2 separate regions of the Mus musculus genome follow, and region 1 is linked to region 2. A link is a loop called in an ENCODE intact Hi-C map of the cell type or tissue named here. Cell type or tissue: left cerebral cortex. All regions are shown on one strand.

Evidence for each region. Hi-C counts contacts between places; a loop is a spot of excess contacts. Peaks named below come from ENCODE experiments on the same cell type or tissue, not always from the same donor. Only the 100,000 strongest peaks of a DNase experiment are listed, where the experiment ranks them.
Region 1: it touches region 2 in a loop (3-fold over the local background); 4 of 42 quality-filtered maps call a loop at or near these places.

The regions. Positions count from the first base shown.
Region 1 is chr11:41,430,052-41,438,051 of GRCm38, forward strand. No RefSeq gene overlaps it. Among named protein-coding and RNA genes, the nearest start is that of A230004M16Rik, 280 kb to the right of the region's middle. In left cerebral cortex, a CTCF peak has its summit at 3,970 (motif pointing right); a DNase peak (open chromatin) is centred at 4,060.
Region 2 is chr11:42,175,206-42,183,205 of GRCm38, forward strand. It overlaps Gabra1 (gamma-aminobutyric acid (GABA) A receptor, subunit alpha 1), which reads right to left and starts at 7,725. Exons shown (of 10, transcript NM_010250.5): 1 at 6,961-7,725; 2 at 4,355-4,443; 3 at 697-806. The coding sequence starts at 4,428. In left cerebral cortex, CTCF peaks have their summits at 3,312 (motif pointing left) and 4,491; DNase peaks (open chromatin) are centred at 3,098, 4,554, 4,879, 5,334 and 4 more places; H3K4me3 peaks cover 5,667 bases; H3K27ac peaks cover 3,911 bases.

The DNA.
Region 1 (8,000 bases), 750 kb before region 2:
AAACTCAGAAATTTGCCTGCCTCTGCCTCCCAAGTGCTGGGATCAAAGGCGTGCACCACCACACCCAGCACAAAAGTCTTTCAACACTTCCACCCGCACCCCCAACCCCAACTCTACCTTCATGTGGGTACAGGGAGCTTAACACGGATCCAGCAGCCAGTGTTCTTCTTTCTTTCTTTTGTCTTTTTTTGTAATTTTGGGATTTTTTTTTTGCTGTTTGTTTGTTTGTTTGTTTTGACAGGGTTTCTCTCTGTAGACCAGGCTGGCCTCAAACTCAGAAATCTGCCTACCTCTGCCCCCAAGTGCTGGGATTAAAGGCGTGTGCCACCACGGTGCTGTTGCAGCCAGTGTTCCTACCTGCTAAGCCATCTCTCCAGTTCTCCAAAGTCAATTTTCTTTGTTTCATGACTGCTATGTGGTTCATGTAATTTAAAATGTTATGCAAAAGAGGTATATACTGAAAACTTAATCTCTAGTGTGGTAGTATAGAGATGGAGATGATTAAAAGAGTGGGGTCATGTTGGAGACAATTTATTCAGTGGAGCATCGTGGGAAGTACTGATATTGTCTTTAGTTCTTTGGGGAGTTTTAAGCTTTGAAGTGAGGCTGGTGTCAGCCCTGGCTTCTTGTGTGCACAGCCACTATTCACTGCCTCCAGGTGAACCCTCATTAGATTCCCATCAGATGAAGCCACTTGTGCTGGGACTCTCACATTCCAAAACTGTGAACTAAACAAATGTATTTCCTTTATGAAGAACTCAGTACTAGATATTCCATTGTGGTAATCTAAGCAGATTAATGCAGTAGTTTAGTAAATAAAATATTTGTGTTTATTTTTACCTCATTTTAAATTTTATTACATTTATCTGTATGTGCACATGCATGCACATGGGCTTCCGTACTCTACTGACACCAAGTAGGTCCTGAGGCTTGAACTCAGGTCGTCAGGCTTGGCAGTAAGCACCCTCATCAATAGAGTCATCTTACAGGACCAAATTAAAAAACAGTTAAAAAAAAAACACCTCACACACTTTAAGAATTAAGGTTACATAATTTTGCACATAATCTCTCTTAATAGGCCACAGAAGGTAATACTGCCTGTAATTGGAACTCAGCTAGCTATTCATGGCCACACCTATTCCCGGTAGAACAATAAAACAAATAAACCTAAAGTACTTGCCAGGAGTAAATTGTAATTCTCTGTTTATATCTAGATGATTTTGTGTGTGTGTGTGTGTGTGTGTGTGTGTGTGTGTGTGTCTTATGTATTTAAAGCACATGTGTTATACTATGTATGTCTTTCATCCTAATTCCTTTTGGCTTAACAAAAATCTTTCTCTGGAAAAAAACGATAGTTACAATATAAGAATAAAGATGCAGAGGTGTTCAAAAGTTTATTATATGGAAAAGGAAAGAAGATAAGAGACTCAATCTTCCTTCCTTGCTGAAGGCAGCTACCAAATCTGTAGGAGTGGTTTTACCATTGTATACTGACAAACAATTATCTGTAAAATATATCCTCCTGTTCTTTTCCCTAGTCCAAAAAAAAAAAAAAAATCACCAATCACAAACCATTTAATTAATGGTTTAATTTACTTTATTGGGCATCAAAGCTAAAGCTTTCTCTATCTCAATAGTCTTTACACTCTCCTCTGATAAAACTGGGGGCTAAATATAGTAGATTCTATTTTGCATTTTTTAGCCGTGAAATATAAATGAAAGCCTTAATTAGAGGACTTCACTGCATTCTGTGTGGTACCTCTGGCTTCTGCTTGTTAAAAGCCCTTCAGGTTTTGTACTCTTGTTGGTATTACCTTAGAAAACCTGATTATCTCTCTTCCTAACTAGATTGACCTTGAACTAACAGAATCAGCCTGCATCTGCCTTCTGAGAGCTGCAATTCAATGTGTAACAATTACACCCAGCTTTATGTGGTTTTCTAAACTTATAGTAACTTAGAATTTTTTTTTTTTTTTTTTACCATTTGTAACATCATCCAGCTTTGCAAATTCCTCTCTCATCCTGGGTGGAAGTAATGTGGACTGCTGACTCTTTGTATGTTCTCCTGACCCAGTAATCATGATGCTCCTGACTGGAGAGAGCACATAAGATCAATAATACATTGGAGAAACAAAGCTATGTGTATTTCTCTCTTTGTATATTAAAATGTATGCATCTTTGTGTGTTTGTTCTTGATGCTTTTCAAGAGGATATTCTCAGTTCTGCAGTTTTGAATTCACCATTCTCTGCTGAGCTTTCGAAGAATGGTTTTATGCCTCCCACTTAAAGCATTAATATTTTCAGGTTTCTTTGTTTTATTACGTATGCATATATTACCAGTCTAGGATTATCACTTACTGAAGATAAGCCATTGTGTATTAACCATTCTTCCTTGCCTTAAATTCATTTCTGGAACAGGGTTCAGCCCCTATGCATACATAAATAAATAATCCTCATTTTCTTGTTAGATCTGGCTTAATGCACCTCACATATAAGATATGCAATGAATATTTGCTCCTTGAATAAATAGATGAAAGAGTAAAAGAAAGATTAACAGGCTAGGGAGTGCTGGAAATGCTACCTTACACGTTGCAATTACAGGAAGATTATCATTAGCAATAATGTGTTATTGCAAATACCATTCTGCCTGATCGGATAATGTCAACATTTGTTTATTGTGCACCTGCACATGCCACTGAAGGTTGAATTATATTTTCATCCTATCATTCACCTGCTCAGAAATTCAGCACCTACCTGGGAGTGCTGCAAAATGAGTTTAGAGCTGTTTTTTTTTTTTTTTTTTTTTTTTTTCATGATGGCATTTTTATTAGCTTTGCTCTTTATCCAGTGTGCCAGCATGTGTTCAGTATGAGCATTCTGTTTCACAGTGTTCCTTTACTCATTCTCCTCTGTTACCTTCCCTGTGTCTTTCTGCCCATCCATTGTTTCTTCCTTGCTCTCTCTTCTTTTTCCCTTTCTCTCACTCTCTTTAGCAAATTTTTAACTATCTCTGTACTTCATCTTGATGCAAAAATCCTACAAACACAATGACACAGCTATCGCACTGTGGAAGCACAGAGTCCAGAGCCAAATCATACCTTTCTCCTTGCTCTGCCCAATCGACCTTTTCTCTTGATAGTTTAAGTTCTTAACCTTTACATGATCCATATAATTATGTCCCTTGCCTCCATCATGTCTGTCCTACCTCCAAAATGGAGCACCCTTTAAAAGCAGCTGACCTGTATCCAACATCTCCCACTGAACCGTTCTTCTGTAGATTTAACTCCTTATCATAAAACCATCCGTCGTATTCTCTTGTGGGATGTTTCATGTGCACTTGTGACATCATCTTCGCAATTACTAGGCAACTTTTCCGTCAGTGCTCATTACTCTTTGCAAGGAAGCTAATGGAAAAATTTGACACAGCTTGAAGAATGTAAGTATTTGTAATATCCCAGTGACATAGAGGTAGAGATTTAAGGATGAGAGAGTAAGGTATTGGGGCAAGGAAAGAGAAAAGGAAGAAAGCAAAGTGATAAGGATCCCAATCTTGTTGAATAAAACCAAAAGCTTGTCTGTAGATATTTGTCATTGAATGTTTTAGCAAATTGTGTACAGTGAGCTCTGCAAGCCTAGGACAGCATTTATTGCTGGACACGGGAGGCACTCTGTTTGATTGATATTATTATAATTTATATATATTAAATAAATACCTTTAAATGTGTTGTTGTTATTAAAATATCTAAGTTAAATTGAACAAATATTCACCTTTTTGCTGTGTACTGGGATAAGAATGTCAAAAAAGCAAAATAGGAAATTCTAATCGAATTTATACTTCAAAACAAAACCCACATATTCATTGCTTTCCGGAGGATATTTTATGTCATTAATACACACAAAGAATATAGATATACATGACTGCTTTAAAAGTCTTTTATGTGCTATGCTGTTCAAGGACATTATTATTCACTAGTAGACAATAGAGGGCAGTAGAACTATGGCTCATAACACTGATTTTAGACAAACGTACCATCCTTACCTTCATCCTATCCCCTAGAAAACATGCTCCCAACAAGTCTGATATGTTGACAAAAGAAGAAAGCTAACATCATCACTTTTGCTCTTATTTGCAGAAACTGTTTATTCTAAGAGAGGTGAATGCAGCTTCAAGACATGTGGATTCTGTAATTTTTCTTGATCCTTGTGTTGGCTTTCTGGACTTTGAAGCTTCAGTATCAGCGCTAATGCACGGCTTTTATGGTATTCATTGATGCCTAAAACAAAGTATGTGTCTTATTAAGTGAGTTCAGAGAGGAAGAAAAAGATTTCAGTCTAACCTGGTTATTAAGTATTCAATAGATGCTGATAAAATAGCACCTTAGAATATAGATATATAAATATCTAAGTGACAGAATTAAACTATTTCAAAAAATTGACTTATTGCAAACTCTGTGACTGACAGAGTGTAGCACAGGGAAATTCATGGCCTCTTTCTCATGAATTTTTATTATGTGCATATATGTTTTGGTACATACATATATATTCCTAAATAAATTAGAACACAACAATCGATTATCTAATACCAAAAGGTAACCTATGAAAAAAAATATATACAAGTACCACACTGACTGAACAGTTTATCTATTTGTTCAATTCCTTATTTTACAAAGAAAAATAGATAAAAATCATGTTGGATCTAAGTATATTCCTAACTCATATTTTTCTTCAGTTATCTGCTGTCTTTTTCACAAATTTGATCACCATCTCAGATCTACTTGGTTTAGATAAAAAATAATGTTTAAGTCAATAATGTTACTCTTCTTATAAATTTCTGGTTAATTACAAGTAACATGCTGTTTTTCCATATGTTTTTCTATGTGCTATAAACAATATAAAATTAAAAACTCATGATACCTAGATAGAGTAGATGATTGATAGATAAATAATAGATAGATAATACATATTATTCAGATAGGCAGGTGATAGAGCTGTTAGGTAAGGGACAGACGGAAAGATAGGTAGATAACGGATTGATAGGGAGGTTGAAGGAAGATAGGAAGAAGGACACATACACACATAGATGCATAGATACAAAGATATATACTGGTTGTTACAGTATATCACCAAATTATCAGTGAAAGTGACGAGAAATCTCCAGATTACAGGTTCAAGTATTTCTGTACCCAGGATTATACATTTTCTCATCATAAAGAATACAAGGTCAAACACCGATGGTACACACCTATCACCAAAGTTTGAGAGTTTCTTCATCTTCAACTCTGTGTGCAATAAAGATCTTACTTTTTCAAGTCACTCTCATACAATCTTAGTCATTATTTAAGGACATTTTCTTCCAATTTAAATAACATAAGCATGAGAAATATTGAATGAGTCTTTTCTGCAAATGATTTTATTATGCTTGAAGTTATTATGGTTATTAAAAGTATATATGTAACATATGTAGTGCACAACACAAGACACAAACACACACACATACAGAGAGAGAGAAAGAGAGAGAGGAGAGAGTTGTGTATAAAGCAGTTAGAATTCATCCTCTGAATGCTTAGATTATAAGTGTGAGCTACCATGCCTAGCTGCTTGTAGGTTGCACTGCTTTCATTGTATTTTGAAAATAATCCTTAGAACTATGTTACAAGACAACCTAATTGTGTTTTAATTTATAGGTCATTAAATTTTGCTACAAAGGAGCAAGAGAACCATTATAATATAAACAGACTCATAACTATATTGACCCAACATCTAACAACATTGACTTACAGTGAATATTTAATTAAAATAACATTGAACAGGACAAGATTAATTTCAAGGAATATCTAAAGCCAACTACTATAATAAATAAAAATACCCATTACTAAGTTTCCCTTCACTGAAAGACATTCAATACTTTCTAATATTTAACTTCCTAGTAAAACCTAGTTAAAAGTATTCCAACATTAACATTCAATGTTTCTTTTTTGGGTGGGAGTAGGAGGATTATAAATTTCGAGTATACTTTTAAACATTAATTTCAAGGAAGACAGCTTAATGACTCAATCTTTTAAAGTTAAGTGAGTTCCAGGACAGCCAGGGCTACACAGAGAAACCCTGTCAAAAAAATAAAAACAAAACAAACAAGCAAAAGCATAAAAAATTAATTAAATCTTTTATAAAACACAAATTAGCAGATTCAGATAGAAAACATAGGTGGGTACAACTGTTGGGTATAAAACAGAAATATTTAGGTGCTCAGCACATCAGTACTCCCTGAATGTGGCAGAGGATTACATTTGCATATCTTCACTGCTGAAAAAGGAAGTGAATATTCCAAGAATGTGTCACAAAAAGAACAATAAACACTTTCAGGTTAAGTAGAAAATCTTTAGTCTTCATGGTACTATGTAGAAATCTGTGACTATTTCTACTCCTCAGTGCCATTCTTATTTGTTTGTAAGATAATACAGAAAGGTATGACATTTAGTATCAAGATTATTATATTAGTGGACAGAAATCCTAGAAGAAAGTTTTTTTAAGTGTATTAAACCTATTCTTTCACCATTATTTTGCTGAAAGTATTAAACAGGAAGCTGAAAAATAATCAAGTTTCTGTGGTGAAAAATATTTGTGGTTTCCCTGCACATCTACTTCCCATGGAAACCACCTCAATGGTATTAATAAATAGGATTGTTGATTGGAGAGGGTTATCCAAACTCACAGAGGATTCATGAAACTATAGGTCATGTCAAATTCAGTAAATTCATGTTTTTTTTCCACTCCCTTAACTACTCCAAATAACATTGTGTCACTTTTGTAGTTTGAAGCACACCAGAAAAGATGCTTAAATTTCTCATTACTTCTTTACAATTCCACAGAGATAAGATTTAAATTTGAATATGTTTCCTAAACTTTTACTTGTTGGAAAATTAATTTTCCATATTCATACAATAGTTGAATGACTCAACAAAGGTTGAAACGTATGAGATGATTGGATTATCAGGATCTTTGATTCATGTCTTAATCCATACATGGATTAATGGATCATTAAGCAGCTTGATTAAAAAAGTATGTTTTACTTGCCTACCTCCTGTCTTTCCATGTCATTTCATGCTGCCTTAGATCTCTCCAAAGTCCCTATTAAAACAAAAACTCGGCAGATGGAGGCCCCTGCCCTTGAACTTTTGAGTTTTCAGAGCTATAAAAATTAGTTTTGTTTCCTAAATCACTTTCTCTCAGGTGTTCTATTAAAGTAAGAGATAGCAGTCAGAGATCCTATGGATATTGAATTCTGTGGCATATGATTTTTTTTTCTTCCATTAAGTTGATAACTTCTATTTCTTCACTTAAAGAAAACACCTTATGACTTTCATTTAGTGTGTCTGAGTTGTCAGCAGACACCTGTCTTTATATCAGGAGTGTTACTAAAATGAGAGTTTCTTGAACAGATGTACTATTAAAAAAGGTGCCCCCTGATGTTAGAGTGACTGACACTATATTAGTAGAACCATTCTATCCTTAATAACCACCGTGTAGCCACCAAACACTTGCCAAAACAGGAACAAAGACTTAAATCATAGGTCTAGAAAAGGCCCAAGTAAAAAGTCCCTTAATGTAGAAATTATATGTTTCTGGCTCCTATAGATCTGCTTCTTGCTAAGTGAAGTGCTAACTGAAGCCAACTAGAATGTAATTTCTGAGAGTAAAAGTCTAAGAACTGTGATGCTCAAGGCTAGGTGATTTGGGTAAATTCCCCCTGCAGCCATCTCTGTCAATTAACATGTTCTTTCTGGCTTTGAGAGTGTCAGTGTGATGGTGACTGATAGCCTTACCACACACTATTGGACTATGATAATAATAATAGTAAGGACTGCTAAATAACCATGACTTGGTAGATACAACATGGATACCATAGATGAAGGAATGACACATCCTATCCAGGATGAAACAGAATAGCTATAAATTTCTTCATACTACAAAGAGTAGCATGCAATTTAAAACACAGTTTG
Region 2 (8,000 bases):
AGGATTAATGTGTGTATATACATACATATGTGTGTATCTATTACATATATATACATACATATATGTATATATATATGTGTGTATATATATATATAATCAAACATTAATTTCCTCTGAACAAATTCATTAGTCAATTAATCAACTAATTATTTTTTAAAGAAGCATTAAAATTTACTAAAGAGAACTAAAGAATTACATTCAATTACATGGTTAAAAAATAAAATATTACCATTTATTTTATTCACTTTTGATCAAGGATATGGGGTCATATAACACAAAGATATGATTGGCTACACAATCTTCTAAAATAAGTATTTCCAGCATAGAATTATAGATACCCTTTTGAATTCAGTACAGATATAAGAGGTGAAGTTAATAAATCTTATACCGAAAGGGAGAATATTATCTTCATTTTTGTACAATCAATTTATCAGACAGAAAAATTGTGTTTTCAAAAATACATATCTCTTTTGTGTCATTGTGAGAATTTTGTGCCTGTTCATCACTATATATAGCTATGTGCACAAAATGATCTTAGTAAATTGAACTAGCACTGAGTGGACTATTAAAATATGATGAATTATCAGTCAATATGCTAACATTTTTGTTTACTGCTTGAAGAGAAATTAGAGATAAATAGGTAAATATTTAATAATACTAAACTTTCTCAAAGAAAAATGTGAGAGTACAACTCACCTCCCAAACCTGGTCTCAGACGATTGTCATAACCGTCCAGCAGTCGGTCCAAAATTCTTGTGAAGACAGTGGTGTTGTCTTTAAGTTCATCTTGGGAGGGCTGTCCATAGCTGAGGGAAGGATATAGAAAATAATAGCATCAAATTTCCACTAAAACCTCTTTCGATTCAATGCCTTCCTCAGAGTTTCTTACTTAACTTGCTATTGGGAGTTTGAATGTCATTAAGACTCTCGTCCTTGTCTCCTGTGTGGCCTCATTGGTGGTAGGCTTTTAGTTTTAATATAGAAAATGAGTTCTAACTCTACGTTTTCAGCTCTCAGCACAGCAAGTTCTAGAAGAGACATACCTTCTCTGAGCAAAGAAGACTGTTAACTCATACTGTAAGAAACAATTTGGAGGGCTTGATCTATATTATTTATCTTCTACGTATGTATATCTATATGTGAGTTACACAATGAATTCAAAGGTTCTTTTTTATTTAGTATGCAAATTTTTAAATATCAAAACTCCTTCCATTTCGTTTCCATACATTTTTTATTTTGATTTTTTGGATGTTCTTTTAAGATATTTAGGAAAGGAAGATACATAAATCATTTATTATGTTATTTATATTTTTATGAGTGTATTGATTTCCCTTAAGATGTATGAAGCAATGAAGATTCATTCAAACCTTTATTTTCTTTAACTTTGGTCATTTCTGGGTTTAGACATAGTAGAAGTGTTGGGAAAAGCCAACACGATGTAAGATGCACTCTAGATATAAGGTGGCATCGTGTTTTAAGACACAACTACTTAAGGGCAAAGCAGAGGTCAGAAATGAGTTTTTTTCACTTTCTGGAATAAGACTTTATTTTCAACCTTCTGTAGAGGAACGGTCATTCCTGTTCTTTCTGTTTGGGGCTATAGTCTTTCAGTATTATTATTCTAGCTTTCAACCACATAGGGATGCACTTCCTATAACTTGTGTTTCTATACCAACCGGTCTATTATCTATGCAGAATTAATCGTGTTTTATGTAATGACCAGCATGACACCTTCAAATCCTCAGAGAGAAGCAGTTTCTATCTTAGAAAAAATTACACTTGCTGACAAATCTCAGTGAAAGCTCTGACCTTGAATGAAAAGCTTAAGTAGGTACAGGGTGTAAAATTAAGAAAGGGAAATAAACCTATATACTTTATATTTAAATTTTAGTATTCTTTTTGTTTCACTTGTACATAGTTATATGGTTAATAAATAAATGTGAGCAAAATAATGGTGTTTTAAACCGGAATTCACTTCTTTGACAGGGATGCCAAATATAATCTATTTTCACCTCAGAAACAAATGCTGTTTTGCAAATAATTAATTTTGTATAAGCAAAATTCAGACCACTTCCTTTTTTCTTAATTTTATAAAATTTTATTTAAAACTTGCAGATATATAACACACCATACACCAAATTAACCACAGTCAATAGAAGGGACTAAGGAAGGACTGAATGTAAATAATGGCCACTTTAAAGATGCAAAGTTAATTTATTTTTCTAGTACTGATTCTTTCATGGATAAATGCATAAAAGATATTCAATACTGAAAGTATAAACTTTAATGTGACTCTTCACTGCTTCTGTTTGAATGCCTATCCTAACTGTATGGACATTAACTGAGTTGTATATACTTTCAAAGACTGCTTTTCTGATAAAGTTTTAACTTGATAGTTATACGTAAAATTTCTCTATGGCACTAAATATATGGAATTTATTTCCACAAGACCATTTTTCATTTCATTAAATTAAACATTAATCCATTCATGTCACACAGATTAAGAGCTTATTCTCATTTGGCAAAATTAAACACCTTGTTGTTTTATTTTATTTCTTAAATCAAGTTCTCAGTGAGTTTGTGACTTCCTGCGTGTCTCATTGGCAGATGACAGTAGTAAGGTAAAAGCAAGATCGGCTTTCAGAAAGTAAATACTTGTAAAAATTCAATGTCACAAAAACAAATACCATCCATCATCTTTCAAGGACACTGGAAGGTCGTGTTGATAAAGACAAAGAGATGTGAACACATCTAGGGATTCAGGAAACTCTCCATAGAGAAAACTCTTAGGGGGGAAGCAGTGAAATTAGGAAAGAAAAGATGATAAGTTAGAGAAACAACAGAAGGTGATTAGACTGCTAACACAGCCCTCAGAATCCCGGGTATCTGTTACCTTTATCTGTGCGTGTGGTGTGTTTCCACAGCTTATGTAAAACACAAGAAATTGTTTAAGCTTATGAATCTTGCTGTCAGCAATTGTTTGAATTGGAATGCAAATACCAAAGAGATCAGCCCCTTCCCAAACAAAACCAGCCCTGTTATTCCATTTGGAATGGGAATCTTTCTTTACTGTGATTTTGTAATCAGGCTCATCTTCAACCTTACATCTAATTTCCTATTTAAATTACAACTGCCACAGAACTCAGGAGAGGAACTAAGATGACTTTGGGAGTGAATAAATACTAATAACAACACAGAATGCCCTAGACTGAATACTCATTTTTGAAGAGAAATGTCAGTTACTGAACCTGCTTTTGATTCCACATGAACAACTCTGTAATAAAACACTGTGCACTAACTCCATCTACAGGTCATTATAATAGTAACACTCCATATAATTTTTCAAAAATCACTGATCACTTAACTCCTGAAATTAAGAGTATCAGACTGTAATATGCATCTTCTTCTTCCGATATTTGTTTATGCGATAATACTAAAAAGTAACACAGCCAGCATCTCATTTTAAACCAATCCTCAGAAATGTCTGCCTTTCCAGATGATTCCATAGCTCTGATTTTTACTCATAAAGATTCACTTCCTATTACACTTCAAGGAGTTTAGGATTTTATTATATGCTGAACACCTTTTAGTAAGGCACAAGAATAGACTAGACAAAAAACTATTAAAGTAGAGAACAATATAAAATATTTGATCATTTAGATAAATGCTATTACAATCTCATGTTCTTTATTGGATCATTAGAAAATACATTTATTAGTTCAACTTACTGAAATTGATTCACAACATTTCTTCTTGATATTAATACTAAATGAGCAAAATTTAATTTTTATCTAGTATTTTACAGCAATCATCTGGTATATTCTATCTCTATTGATTTTATTAACCATGGTTTAAAACACAATATACATGTGTTTCTAGTCATGTGGCATTCACGTTATAAATATTATTTTAACTTATTTTTATTCTAAAATATTATTTTAACTTCCATGCTTTTGTGAGTTACTCTATGATTTTGCAAATAGTTAGAAAATTTCCTATTGAAAACTTAACTTATAACTATCTAGTAACTTTTCCCATAAATTAGGAAATTATATATTTTTTGCTCAGTTACAAATGAAAACTAAAAAGTTGTTTCAGACTTAAGAGTTGAATTCATACATTTCCTAGTTTAAATTTAAAAGTAAAGCTTGTTAAGTGTATTCTCGTGAGCATCCAAACAAGAAAGTTATTTTCATGTTCTATTCTTCTTTAGTCTTAGCTGAAATTTTATTGCAGTAAAGTTTTCTGAATTCCCTTAGTCATGAATTCATCCATGGACAATTTTCTTCCCCCTGATGGAATAAATAAAAAATTACAGAAATTGTCATGCAGATTTTAAAGAAAATGCCCCCACCTTCTTCCCGACAGTGTGCTCAGAATGAGGGTCCAGGCCCAAAGATAGTCAGAGAGACCCCGACTTTTCTTCATCACGGGCTTGCACAGCTGAAAAGTGGAATAAGTAGAGATCAGTGTGTCTTGCAAGAAACATCAGGTTATAACCACTAGGGCTGACTGAGGCAGTTCCGATGAATGCTTTGAAGTCAGGAAATGACCTCACTGGAATATGACACTCATTGGAAGCAATGGAAACCTGGCCCATCCACTCCCCACCTTCCGTACCACCTTTCCATTCAGAAATGTACCAGAATTTTAATTTATCCTATAAAACTTGAAATGGTTTCAGGTGACAAAATTACTCTAGAGTAGCCTTTGCATTTCTATTACTTGCTGATTTATTCAAAACGACCTTTCTGATTCGGGTCCCTGTGGTGGAATCTGTACTGAAAGGTTTAAACTTGGTGTCTCTAAAAGGAGGGCATGTGGTTACGTGGGATCTAGTAGACTAACACCTCTGTTGACAAAATGCATCCCTGAATTCTGGAGATACCTTGATTTCAGAAGCAACTGTATCTGCCTCTTTATAAAAACCATTGGAAACACACTGTTGAATGCCAGAGTCGTGCTTCTCCTCTGTGGTTGTTAAATATGCTCACTAATGTTTCTGTGAAGCTAAAGGATACACTTTAAAGTCAGGCCATGTGCTGGGCTCTCTCTCTCTCTCTCTCTCTCTCTCTCTCTCTCTCTCCCTCTCCCTCTCCCTCTCCCTCTCCCTCTCCCTCTCCCTCTCCCTCTCCCTCTCCCTCTCTCTCTCCCTCTCCCCCTCTCTCTCTCCCTCTCTCTCTCTCTCTCTCTCTCTCTCTCTCTCTCTCTCTCTCTCTCACACACACACACACACACACACACACACACATCAATGCACACAAACATACCCACACATATCTTGTAAGCGTCCTTTAATTTCTTCCAGGGTGCTGCTAGAAAACACTTTGTCTCCAACAGATGGAAGCTTAAGTGGTTTGCTTCGCATGAAAAGGAGGGTATATTTATTCCCACTTAGGTAAATTGCAATCAATCATTATCTGATTGTTGAACTTGGATATGGTAGGAGGATACTGGAGGAATAAATGTGTATGGAACAGAAGAGTTATAGAAATGTCTATGTGTGTGTGTTATACATTCACATAATTATGTGTATATACATAATTATTAAGCCAAATTTTAAAATCCTGAGCACTACCTGGCTAAAAAGCAGATGTAGTTACTTAAATGCACTGAAATTAATCCTGGTCCTACTATGAAAACTATTACATGTATTTTATTTTCCCACTTTCTCGATTCTTAACTCCTTAGTAGGGTCAACCGTGAATAGATGGAAGCTTTATAAAACCCAGGGTTTTTTTTTGTTTTTTTTTTTTTTTTTTTTTTTACATTAAGCATTCTCTAGGTCCATGTGGTATGTATGCCTTTAAATACATCAACAAAATGCTTTCTACACTCTCCCGGATCATTCCAATCAGTAAGAACCATCACACACAGCCATGTAAGCAGGGAAGCAGAATTCATTTAGAATGAAATTATGTAGAGATAAGCACCGTGAGCTTCCTCATAGTGTTCTCTTAAATGTAGTGACCGGTTTTGACACACAGGAGTAGACTATGACAGGGTATCTTGGATAAATATCATTATGTGAAAATATTGCATCCAAATGGCACAATGGTAATTCTTTCTTTAAAGCATGTTTTAACATCTGTTTTGAAGAGGAAACAACTTCTCTTAACCCTATTAATCGCCACTGATTCTAGAAAAGGAAAGAAAGTCTTGAATGGGTGAGAGAATGAGATTCCCATGGCAAGACACCATAGCTCTTGCACTCTTCTCATATTTGCAGAAAAACAAACCTGCCGTGGCACTTCAGTTGTGGAGGAAGAAAGTTTCTTGCGAATACAAACAGAACAGTTGAAAGGCAGCACGAAGCTGTCTCTTGCCCCCTTTCCACCTCCATCCTTCCCCTCTCTAGAAGCATGCTCCACTACCCACCTCCCCTGCCACCCAGAGCAAGTAAGTTCAGCTTCTCATTTCCAGAATGGGAGAGACCCCTACACCAGAGGGCATTTCAGCTGTGGTGGCTGGAAAGGGGAGAAGAGACGTGTTCAAGCAGGGTGAGCCAGTCTTCCCTAGAATGGAGCAGGGTGACAGGTTTTTGGTCCTAACCTCTTAACTTTAGCTGATGGCAACCCCCAGAGCCACTCCCCAACTCACCGCAGCTCCCCTTGGACAGAAAAAAAGAAGAGGAAAAGAAAAGAAAAAAGAGAGAAAGGAAAAAAAAGAAGAAGAAAGAGAGATCAAAACAACATGTCACCACCCACCCCTCAGGGTACATTCTAATCTTCCTTAAAGAGGAGAGCAGGAAGAGAGAGAGAGAGCGAGAGAGAAAAATCTACTCCTATAAGGCTGCAGTTTTCACCCTGAAAGAAGAAAACATTCCTTGTTTCTACCTGCTCCCAGCTTCAGCTCCTGTCCTGCTCCTGCTCGCTTCCCTGCTAGAACATCTCTGCCTCTCCAGCTAGGACAAAGGCAGGTTGCAAGCACTGGGCGATCGTGGTCCGAAGTCTCACTTACCTCGGGGCCCCCTCTGGGCACCGGATCGCTCCAGACCCGGGAGAAAAGTGTGGGAGAGAGGATCGCGGTGAGTCGGAGCTGCGCGAGTCTGCGAGCGCGGGCGCGCCGGGCGGAGGGCGTCCTCGCGCCGCGCTCACTCACACGGTCTGAGGCATCATGGACTCTGCGTGCTCCTGCACTGGAGATTTCATACCCAAATTTGCTTCCCAATATCCAATCTGCAGCTATACAACAAAAGATTTCTCTGTACCAAGACAGTAGTAATACGTCCCAGCGCAAACCGGATGTGAAATAGGCGGTGACTTCATGCCAGAGAGATTTTATTTTAGAAAGGAAGGTGGTACCAGCCACTGGATCTGGACACCAATCCGCCCATTTTTTATATGCAGCGCAATTTAACTTGCACTCTGGCCCTAATCCCCATCTCTGTAGCTGCCGGCTCAAATCCTTCTTCAATCTGCTGCAAGCATTCCTCTATTTTGGGGGGGAAGGGGGACTGAAAAATGGGGGAAGGGAAGGGTAGAAAGGGTTAGAGATGGGGGCCACTCTTAGGATCTTTTCTCTCTTGATATTTATGAGCATACTCTTCTAAGGTGTGCTCATTAAAGCACAACCGATCCTTGTAACTCTGCTACCTCTGATCAAATATTTAACCACTGCATTCATATGAATGAACGCAAGCTAGGAAGCAGGGAGATGTAGGCTTACACGTGTGGAGAGCGCTCTGTCCTCGACTTGCTCTCCCTCGCACACTCCCACACATATGGCTAAATCCCTGCTTGTTGCAGAACCAGGACGAGTGAGGGACAGTAGGAAGAACCCTGTTTGCTAGGGAACGGCCCCTGGGCTTAGAGTCCTTCATACTTTGTCAGATTCCGAGTGCTTTGCATCCCGCCTTTCATCTACAGCATAGAGGACAGCCAGACAGGCTTCGCAAACGGGTTTTTAACCTTTGCGTGCGTTGTCCTGAAAAAGCACAGACTCCCTTAACTCTGAATTTTGCAAGGTTTTCGAACACGGAATATTTAACTTCGCATAAA